2 separate regions of the Homo sapiens genome follow, and region 1 is linked to region 2. A link is a contact called in ENCODE Hi-C data. All regions are on one chromosome and are shown on one strand. Each heading gives the region's core, a stretch centred on a gene start or an enhancer-like site at or near the end of the contact. The rest is flanking DNA. Distances are from core to core; before and after follow the strand shown. Region 1 holds the start of CYP26B1 (cytochrome P450 family 26 subfamily B member 1). Region 2 holds the start of LINC01143 (long intergenic non-protein coding RNA 1143).

What was found. Hi-C counts contacts between places; a loop is a spot of excess contacts on that map. Pooled maps may share reads with other maps.
Region 1: a loop to region 2 is called in a pooled map, with 17 times the contacts of the local background. The contact joins the promoter of CYP26B1 here to the promoter of LINC01143 in region 2. A Hi-C loop is called at or near these places in 1 of 168 maps with a recorded cell type or tissue (naive thymus-derived CD4-positive, alpha-beta T cell), 4 of 37 single-sample maps with no recorded cell type and 6 of 50 pooled maps.

What each region holds. Positions count from the first base shown.
Region 1 is chr2:72,145,447-72,150,321 of GRCh38, reverse strand. It overlaps CYP26B1 (cytochrome P450 family 26 subfamily B member 1), which reads left to right and starts at 2,460. Exons shown (of 6, transcript NM_019885.4): 1 at 2,460-2,691. The coding sequence starts at 2,488. RefSeq lists enhancers at 2,571-3,072, 3,262-3,784.
Region 2 is chr2:70,886,534-70,891,914 of GRCh38, reverse strand. It overlaps LINC01143 (long intergenic non-protein coding RNA 1143), which reads right to left and starts at 4,044. Exons shown (of 4, transcript NR_126384.1): 1 at 3,735-4,044; 2 at 3,567-3,629; 3 at 2,327-2,439; 4 at 1,931-2,094. RefSeq lists an enhancer at 3,537-4,187.

The sequences.
Region 1 (4,875 bases), core at 1,211-3,710, 1.3 Mb before region 2:
CTAGTATCGTTGACACACACACTACTCTAAACTAAAGATGGGATATCGACTCTGGCTCCGGGAGTGTGAGAGTGAACGCCAGAGCCAAGGGGGGCTGAGGGAAGCAGGATGCACGGGAGAGAGAGGGGCAGACATTAGCTAGACCAATGTCGGGGTTGCTGTACGCAGCTCCATGTTAACACAGGCTCGCAGGAGGAGAGGCCAGATGACAGATGCACGGATGCGCAGACACACTCATGGCTCTACAAAGAATACACAAACCCACAGACATACCACGTCGCTCCTCAGACGTCGGGCCGACGCAAGGCCACGCGCGCGAACACACAGGTGCGGCCCCGGGCCACACGCACACCGTACACAGGCACGCGCGCCGGGCCCTCTGCTGCCAGCGCTGAGAAGGTGGCCGTGCTCACCCAGCATGTTTATTTACTCATTTGTATCAATGAACGTTTGTGCCCGTCTTCTCCCGCCTCTGGGTACCGGGGCCGCCGCGTTTGTCCCCGCGCAGGACACTTGCCGGACCAGTATCGGGGTTCCCCGACGCTGCGGGCGGTGGAGGGGGACTACAAAAGCAGGGGAGGGGGGTCCCAATGTGCAGGAAAGGAGGGGCTGCAGAGTCAGCAGCCTGGGACGCTGACGGGGACAGGAGAACCTCCAGGTTCCGTAGGGTAAGAGACATATGGCGGGGGCGGACCTTAGCATCGGAGGTGTGAGGATATAGGGATCGGGAATGGGGGATCTGGCTTAGGGGGATTGGGACTGGTAACTCAGGGGTCCCTGGAGATAAGAGCCAGCGGGATCCCGGGGGTTGGAAGCTCGGGACCCTAAGGCACAGTTTCGAGGGCTTTGGGCGCCTGCCAGTCGAGGGGGCAGTCCGGCCAGGACCTCCGCTGCCGGGGCTTCGGCCCAGGAGGGACTGCTCGGAGCTGGAGGAGGGGACCGCTGACCTGGGAAGGAGGAAAAGAGGAAGGGAAGGAGCCTAGAAGCCAAGCAGGCACTAAGCGAGTGCGCACCGTGTGTGCGGAGGTGTGTGTGTTGTGTGTGTGCGCGTGTGTGTTGTGTGTGTGTGCGCGTAGGTGCGCGCGCGTGTGTCTCATCTCGTCCGTCTGTAGGCGCTGGGCTCAGCGAGACGCCGGCGAGAAAGAAGAGGAGGCGAGAGGTGAACTGAGTTTGATCCTGCGGCGGCTACAAGTGGGTCCCGGGCGGGCTGCGGGCGGCGGGCGGCGGGCGGCCGGGGCGGGGCGGGAGGCCGGGCTGCGCTCTCCAGCTCCGGCCGCGGGCCCGGCCTCTCACCACGCCTCCGGCTTTGTGAGCGCGCGGGTTGGGGCGGGGGGGTGCTGGCGGGGCGCCCACGGCGCAGCCTCCCGCCTCTATATAAACACACGCATCGCCTCGCTTTGGACTCAAATTCACATTGAGAGAAGCTTTTAAAACCACCAGCCCTGAAATCCTGCCTCCTGCTTTTCCCCCTCTTTCATTCCTTTTGCCTTCCTTTCTTTTTTCCCCATTTCTTCCCCCAGCAGCAACTCCAGAGCCGAGAGACCGCGTCCCGGGACGGACTGCCTTTTCTTAATTGATACAATAGCCCAGCTCGGGTTTTCCACCTCCTCCCCCAACCCCACCCCGCCTCACCCCTCCCGCCCGCTGCCGCCGCCGCCGCCGCCGCCGCCGCCGCCGCCGCCCCATCGCCCGCCCGGGGCTCTGTCGCCGGCTGCGTCCCGTCCCGGCCGCGGCCCGCCGGCTCCGCACCCGCGCTCGGGCCGCAGCGCCCGCCTCGCCGCCTCGCCCGCCGCTCCTGCCTCGGGGGTGCTGCGGCGGCTCTGGGGCTCGAGCGCGCCGCCCCGGGCAGCCCAGGGACTTTTAGGCTCCGGCCTCTCCACTCGCCTCAGCCAGGGAGCTTTCTCCCTCGCCCCCAAAGTTTCTGGGTTCGTTGGAATTTTTGGATTCAGGAATTTTTTCTTTTTTTCTTTTTTTCACCTAGGAATTTTGGGGCCATACTGCAATACTTTTGACAAATCGACCGCACTTTCTCTCTGCTAGCTCTCTGCCCCCTTCTTTTTTTCCGAGCAGGGGAAGGGGCTTACGAGAGAGAGGCTCCCTCTGGACAAAGTTTTCCAAAGTTTTCCGAGTGTGATGGTAGCGGGGAGAGCAAACCCACCAGCTTGACTCACGGCTTCATCTCACCACCCCTTGAGCAGCCCCTAAGCCCGCTATAAAGGAACAAACAAACAAACAAACAAACAAAGTTGCACCCCAGTCGCCTCGTGTTTCCTCTCTTCTTTTAGGCAATTTTTTTCCTCCCTCTCTCCGCTCCCCTCGCAGCCTCCACTCCCTTTCCCTTGGCCCCTTCCTCCTTCTCTGTTTCGGCTGGAGGTGCCAGGACCCCCGGCCGCAGCCTCCCCTCCCCCGCCGCTCCGGTCCCCTCCCGTCGGGCCCTCCCCTCCCCCGCCGCGGCCGGCACAGCCAATCCCCCGAGCGGCCGCCAACATGCTCTTTGAGGGCTTGGATCTGGTGTCGGCGCTGGCCACCCTCGCCGCGTGCCTGGTGTCCGTGACGCTGCTGCTGGCCGTGTCGCAGCAGCTGTGGCAGCTGCGCTGGGCCGCCACTCGCGACAAGAGCTGCAAGCTGCCCATCCCCAAGGGATCCATGGGCTTCCCGCTCATCGGAGAGACCGGCCACTGGCTGCTGCAGGTAAGGGCGCGCTCGCTCCGCTGCACTCCGGGGTCCGCTAGCTGCGAGCGCGGGGCAGACGGAGCGGCGGGCCGGCCAGGGGGCGCCGGGAGCCTGAAGGCACTGGTCCCCGCCCCGCCCCTTCCCTCCTCTCTGCCGCAGCAGCCCGGGCTTCCCCAGCCCGCCGGCAGCGCGGTTCCGGGACCACTGGCGCCCGCGGCGCAGGTTCAGGGGGCTGGTAAGAGGGGTTCCCGGACCTGAGGGGGCTCCCAAGATGGACTTGCCTGGGTCGCGGCTGGCCTGGCAGGGGGCGTGGAGCGCCCCGGGGGCGCCTAGCGAGGCGCGGTCCCGGGGGAGGGTCCGGTCCTGAGCCGCTTTCGCCTCCCCTCGGTGCTGCAAGCCCCCAGTCGCCCTCGGCTTTCTGGGGTTGGCTGTGTCGCTGGGAGCCGAAAATTGAGTCGGGAGAGGAGGGGGCTGGTGGCAGCTTGAATTGCCGATTTAAAACTGTGTTCCTGCGGCGCCGTCGGCAGCGCCAGGTACAGTGTCCCTGGTCCGCGGTCCGCGCGAGTGTGTCTGTTTTGTGGTGGAAGAGGAAGAAGGTAACCCAAGGAAAAATGAGAATCCAGGGCTCTAGGCTTTCGGGGAAAAGGGTCTATTTACTTATTGGGTGGGGACAGTTTGGCAGGAGAGGGAAACTTGGGAGAGGTGAGTGTGGGATCCATAGAGAGAGAGTGCGTGTGTGCTTGTTAGATGCCGCACAACCCCACTCTGCTGGTGATAACGGGGGTGAGGCGCGTCAGGGACCAGACCCAGGTAGGTAATGGGGAGATTAACCTGGAGTTCACCTCATCAAGTGCCAGACAATCGCTTTTGCAATGTGATACACACCGGTTTTCTTCTTGGGGTGGGGGAGCGGAGCGCCTCTGCAGTAACTGCGGGAGGTGTATTTGTGTGTACGCGCGTTTGTTCTGTTAGGGGAAGCAGGGATGTCCTGAAACTGACAATCCCCGCACTAGAGAGGTGAAGCGAAAGGTGAGCGCTGCGACCTGTGGGTTTACAGGTGCGAAAGCTTGGCTTGAAATTAACAGACGCGTGCAATCCGCGCGCTCGCGCACACACGCACTCACCCTGCCCCGGGACGAGTGACAGCGGAGCGGGGGCGGGGAGGGGGTTCGAAGTTCCTCTGCCCTGTGGTCTTTCCACGTCCCGGATTAGGCCCATCTCTTTTTGGGGTTGTTCGTGCAATGAGGTGGGGGTCCTTTCAACCAATGGATGTATCACCCCCCCACCCCCCGCAAAGAAATCCCCAGAGCCTTTCCCTCGCCACCACACTTAAAGTGTCAACTGCAGCGGTGCTCTAGGCTTTGGGCCGCGAATTTAGGAAATAAAATAACTTGGGCAACGGCTCCCGCCTTTTAGAGCCAGTCTGCTGAATCCACGGTCTGTCACCACCCACCCCCACTTCGTTTCCTGACCTCTCTGCCCCCCCTCAGGTCCCCATGACCTTTTCTCCGAATCCCACAAGAGCCCCTGGGGGTCAGCGTCCAACCTGCACAGAAGTTAGGGAGGAGGAAACCTAAGCCTCCCCATCCCTCCAACCCGGGGCCCTAGATCTGGAGGTGAGGAGGGAAATAGGGGGTACGTGTACAGGAGCGCCTAAGGGGTTAATGAGAGCCCTCTGAATCCCAGCGTTATTTTTTCGGAGTCATTTATCAGATTTTACGGGGGGACCTCCAAGGGCTCTCCGTTTCCACCGAGCGCCATCTAAACAGAGCCCAGGGCTAAAAATACAACATTTTTGTATAAATTGGACTCGCGGCCCGAGCGGCCGCCCCTATGAAAGTACTCTTTGTGAAGACCGTGGAAACGGCGGACAAATAACTCTTTATTAATGCCACAAAAAACGCACTTTAATTATAGTTAGGCAGATCAGAGGCGGGGGGTGGGGGCGAGGCGGCGGCGACCTCGGAAAATTCACAACCCAACTTTTGTGTTGAAAGAAAAGAAAAACAGAGGAAAAGAAGGAGAGGAAAGACGGAGAGTGAGACGGAGCGAGGGAGACGGGTATAGCAGACGGAGGGAGGGAAACCCTCGCCTCACCACCCCTTCTGTCGCACCCCACCTCCGCCTAGATTTTTCTTAAAGGGGTAGACGCCGTCTAGAAGGGCTGCACGGCAGGGGGAATTATCCCCGCCTTCCAGCCTG
Region 2 (5,381 bases), core at 2,795-5,294:
CAGTCTCATACCCAAAGCCAGATCCTGCATTTTTCCCAACCTGAGAACCCCAGCCTATTCATCAGCCTTTCCTGAGGCCCAGGGAAGAACAATTCAGGGAAGGAACAGCAACTCGAGCCCAAGAAAGATCTGAGTCCTCTGGCAAAGAGGCAAACGGAGATTGCAAAGGCTGTGTGTGAGTGTGTGTGTGTGTGTGTGTTTGTGTGTCGCGGGGGAGACACGGGAGGGGGCAGGCATCATTTCCCAGGCATTTCCCACGTGATGCTCCTGGAAAGCTCAGGGTGCAGTTTGGATCACTGGGACTGCTCTCTGGACTGTCTTTGGGGAGGGGCCTGGAGGTCAGCATGGGCGGCCTTTATATCCTTTGATACCTTTTGAATTTGTGGTGTGTTAAAAGTCAAACAAATCCAGTAAAACACAAATTTAAATGTCATTGTTAGAATGGATTTGAAGCATTTCGTTTCTGTGTTTCCATCAAGGGCAGTGGCTCACCTTTCCTTCCTGACTGTGCCTCAGAGAGGTTGCCTACAGTGACTTACCACTTAGGCAGGTCTTCTTTTCGTCTTTGCCACTAGTCACTACAAAGTAGGCAGGTCTCCTTTTCATCTTTTTGTCCTTTTTGTCTTTGCCATGCCTTCTGTGCAAGCCAGAACACTGTACATTCAAGGTCACTAACCACCTGTCTCCCATGTCCCCAGTGCTAGGAAACCCTCAGGTTTAGGGCCCTGTTGCCTCAAGCAATAATCATTTGCGATCAGTGATCTGTGTCACCTGCAAGCGGGTTCCAGACTGACCTTGGCAATCAGGAGCCAGGCATCTCTGGCACCTCTTCCTAGGTCACCCTCTCTCTGGTTTCCCCTTCACCATGTGAGCCAGAAGCTCTGCTCTCGGGCTCAGGTGGGTCCCAACAAGCATCCAAGGCCTGTCTGCTGAGTGGCCTATTGTCCATGGTGAATAGGAGGGGTTACCTAGGGACTGAGTCTCTAGGAGCCACTGGCCTGGGTGGGACCAGGCTAGAGGAATTCTCTATCTCTTGACCCTGGGAGAGGACTTTCAAAATGCAAGGGTGAGGAGCTGAATGACAGCCTGTTTTGGGTGACTGTTGGGCCTGTGTGGGAAGGCACTGGCCACTATCCAAGGCCCTCTAGAGGTGGCAGCCTCGGGGGCCCGTCCTCTTACCCCAAGATGCTGCTAGGAATTTATATCTACTGGAAACAGTTCTCCAGGAGCTGTTGCACATTCTTTGAAATATTTGTCATCTAACAAATGTTTATTGAGTTCCTAAAATATGCCAGGCACTAGGGGACAGCTGTGAGCCAAACAGACTCGAATAGTCGGTCATGTAGCCTATATCACTGGAGATGGCCAACCTTCCAGGGGCAGTCAGACTGATACAGGGCCAAGGCTGGAACCCTGGAGTTTGATCTTTGGGGGTGGGAGAAGCATGCTACCTGGTTGTTTACATGTTGCACATACCAGGGGATAAGTCTAAGTATCCGATTTTTTTTTTTCCTGGCTAGAAAACAGCCTCTGAAAATAACTCCCCTTAAATAAATGCTTTTTACTAAGCCTCCATGGTCCTGTAATAAACACCAAGAAGGGGAGTACAGTGCTTTGTGTTGGGTTCAGTTTGCTTACAAAACAAAACAAAACAACCCCAAACAAATGTGCAGACCCTTGCCTTGGAGGTGTTTGTGTGTGTGTGTGACCTGTGTTTGTAAATGTGTGTAGTGTGAACTAATTTCATCAACTTTTAAAATAATGACTTTTACTATTTTTTTTTTAAGAGACAAGGTCTCACTCTGTCGCCCATGCTGGTTGCAGTGACACGATCACGGCTCACTACAACCTTCTACTCCTAAGCACAAGCTATCCTCCTGCCTCAACCTCCTGAGTAGCTAGGACAACAGGCAGGCACCACCACACTCGCCTAATTTTTTATTTTTTATTTTTTTGCAGAGACGAGGGTCTCGTTATGTTGCCCAGGCTGATCTGGAACTCCTGGCCGCTAGGGCTTCTCCCTCCTTGGTCTCCTAAACTGTTGGGATTACAGGTGTGAGCCACCCCGCTCTGCCTTTTCTTTTTTTTCTTTTTCTTTTAAAAGGAAAACATGCATCTAAGAAAAAATTCTAAGCAGCACAAAAGATTAAGAAATGACTACCAGGTGTCTCTCCAGAATCTCAGCCCCATCCCTAGAAGCTCAAGCTCTCGTCCCATCTCACTCTCCGGTTTTAAAAATGAGATCAAGTCGCCCTGTCCGCGGTTCTTCCTGCCTGCCCGCCTCGCCGGCCTGGCTCTGGCTCCTAGCGGCGGGTCTCCTGCTTACCTTTCCTGCGCCCTCACTGCGCGCCAGCCACTTGGGAGAGTGCTTGCTTCCCCACAGCGTCGCCAGTTTGGTGTGTTACCGAAGATTTTGATCTTTGTGGGTCCGATGGGTTTCTTAAAGAAAGACATGAATTATGCTAGGGAAACAAGAGGAAGCAAGAGAAGGGCAGAATGTTTGAGGCAAGAGACGCTTTGCTTGGGTCCTGGGGGTGCGAGCGCGGGCTGGGGACAATGCGGGGGCAGTAGTTGCCTGAGCTCCAGATCACACCTGCACTCAGAGGCGGGAAGCCCTTATCCTGGTCACAGCCGCGCGAGCGGAGAGAGGCGGCGGGGCGGCGGGGTCAGCGGGAATTAGCGCGCCAGGGCCGGGGCGAGGGATTGCCGCGGGGCGAGAGTTCGGGACGGGATTAGCGGGTTCAAAAGCAGGTCAGGGAGAGCTAAGCAAGGCGACGAGGTCCGCGCGAGGTCAAGGTCCCCGAGAGAGGCGGGTTCCGGACTGGGCTCGGGAAAGGCAGCGGGCATTGCGATCGCGGGGAGGCTGCACCGGGAAGCCCAAGTTCCGAGCGCGTGGAGGGCTCGGCCGGCATTCGAGTGTAGGCCGCGCCCTCTGACGGCCGCGGGGCGAGGACACCTCTGACCATGGGCCTTGGTCGGGAGGAATGAGCGAGGGGCGAGGTGAACCCGGGTACGAGTGCGCGGCAACTTCAATGAATGTATCCGAGGTCGCCAGGCGCGCGCGCCGCAGATCTGCGGAACCGGGTTTATCTATTCGTCTTTTACATCGTAATCCCGTTTCCTTTTATTTTTACAACACTTTTTTTTTTCTGGCAAGGGAAGTCATCTCTTAGGCAAACAAACAGTCAAAAATAAAAATAAAAAACCGCACTGAACAATGCAAAGAAATGTTCTTGGCAGGAGCCAGTCTCTCCCGCGTCTCCTGGCACCTGTGGCCTCCCTGCGGAACAGATCCCAGAGTGTGACACCTTCTGTGTAAAAATAATCGCAACCCACACTCCACCCTTCTGTGCGTCCTGCACACGCACCAAGGGAGAGCTGGAAGGACAGCCGAGGGATACACGCTCTTCCACGAAATAAATATGTTTTAGGGGTGTGTGTGTGTGTGTGTGTGTGTGTGTCTGAGCCTCTGACTTGAAGTTATTGGAGAAGGTATTCACACATTATTTGGGTTCTCTCTTAAAGAGCTCTTGGGTTCTCTCTTAAAGAGCTCATGGGAAACACACCTGGCGGTACTGTGGGATGCGAAGTGGGCGCCTCACTCGGAAACCCCGGCCTTGGTGGATGATCTAAGAAAAAAAAAAACCCAGATGGACGGATACATGGGCACTTTCGGGATCGCTGGGTGCAGGCCGCCGTCGCCATTTCCACCGTCCACTACTCCAGGCACCTGCCTCTCGTCCCCAGCCTTGGCCTTTAGGTCTCCCTTCCCGCAGATGTCGCCTGGAGAAATGGAGCCCGGATGCTCAGGCGCGCGGCGTGGTATCCCCAAACCCGGGACCTCTGTTTTGGGTCTGGTTGATTTTCCACGGAGAACCGAAGAGTCCGCTCCTCAGGGGCGAAGTTTGCAAGTCCTTGGGGTAGATGGTGACGGGGGCTGGGGCGCGAGTGTGAAAGGACAGGAAAGGAAGGAGAGGGGAGAGAGAAGCAGGCTGAGAAGTGGGGGAAGCCGCGGAAGCCGGCAGCGCGGGAGCGGAGACGCGGAAGCCGGGTAGGGGGAGGGGCGGACTGGGACCAGGGCGAGGGGCGGGGCCGGAAACGGGCGGACTCGCGCCCTAGACAAAGCGCGGCCCGGTGGGCGAGGGCCAGCTGCTCTCCCCGCAAGGTCTCCCGAAACCGGGCTTTCGCTCGGCCAGCCGGCTGGTTCTGGTGGGGACGCGCAGGTTGCTAGTGGGGAAGCCAGTCCAAAGGGATCGATCGCCGGAGAAACCCCACGCATTCACCCAAACAGCCTTCGGCTCAGGGTGGCCGGAGCAGAGCCCAAGGGTCAAGGGCGAGGGGCCCCTTCCCTGCCCTTTTGTCCAGGTGGACTCTGTGGCCGTCGTTTTGTTCTGAGACCCCCTGGGAATGCCACTGCCGGGCCACAACCCCGACTGGCAGGTCAAGGTGCAGGAAGTCCCGCCATTAGAAATGCATTCCCCAGGCTGATATTACCTTCTTTTTCTCAGTTTTACAGTCATATACACAATGGTAAGACTCCTCTTGACGCCACTTCCAACCTCTGTGCACTGTTCGCATGGCTAGAACAGCAATAATAGAATTGAAAGCAGGAAAAATATCCCCGTGCTACCCCTAAAAGACTCAGTCTTTTTTTTTTTTTTTTTTAAATGTGCATCTTTATTTTGCATAATGTTAGTCCTGGTGAACATGTAGTTTTGTATTCAGTCTTTTCTACTTGAGGCCACACTTCAGTATTTGCTATGTGCTATGATCCTCATAAGTATACTTTTCAATGGCCGAGTAATGCTCTATTATGTTACTGTGTAATTTACTTAACCGTTCAATTACTTGATATTCTTCCGTGTCCAGTTTTTCTGTATGAAAATAATACACAACCTAAAATCTTCGTGTATATAGTTTTCTCCTTTGGGGAGGATTATTTCTTCAAGATTCTTACTGTTTCAGCAGGAAGGGGACATTTTCACTACTCTTAATAAATTGCCCAACCGCTTCCCAAAGCAATTTACGCAGGCATTTATTTTCGGGTCATTATGGGCGTGGTGCTACCGGTCAGGAATGTCCAGACTAAATCAGTCCCACCCTTAGAGCACTTTCCCTGCACCCCAAGCCTCTGGGAGGCAGGCCCTTGGAGCAAAAATTACCGCGCAAAGTGGGCAGCACGGTAGGGAGAGGAAAGAAGAGGCAATGGGAGCCGGGGAGTGGGTGAGGGGTGTGGGGGTTCTTTCCCCAGCCTGGAGAAAGTCAGGTAAGGCTTCACCTGACTTAGCAAGGAAGTGAAGGTGACTCCCGAGTACAGCCCCAGGCAGGGGTTTGCCAAGTAGAAATGGAGAGAGAAACATAGAAACCTTTGTCTGCGCAGG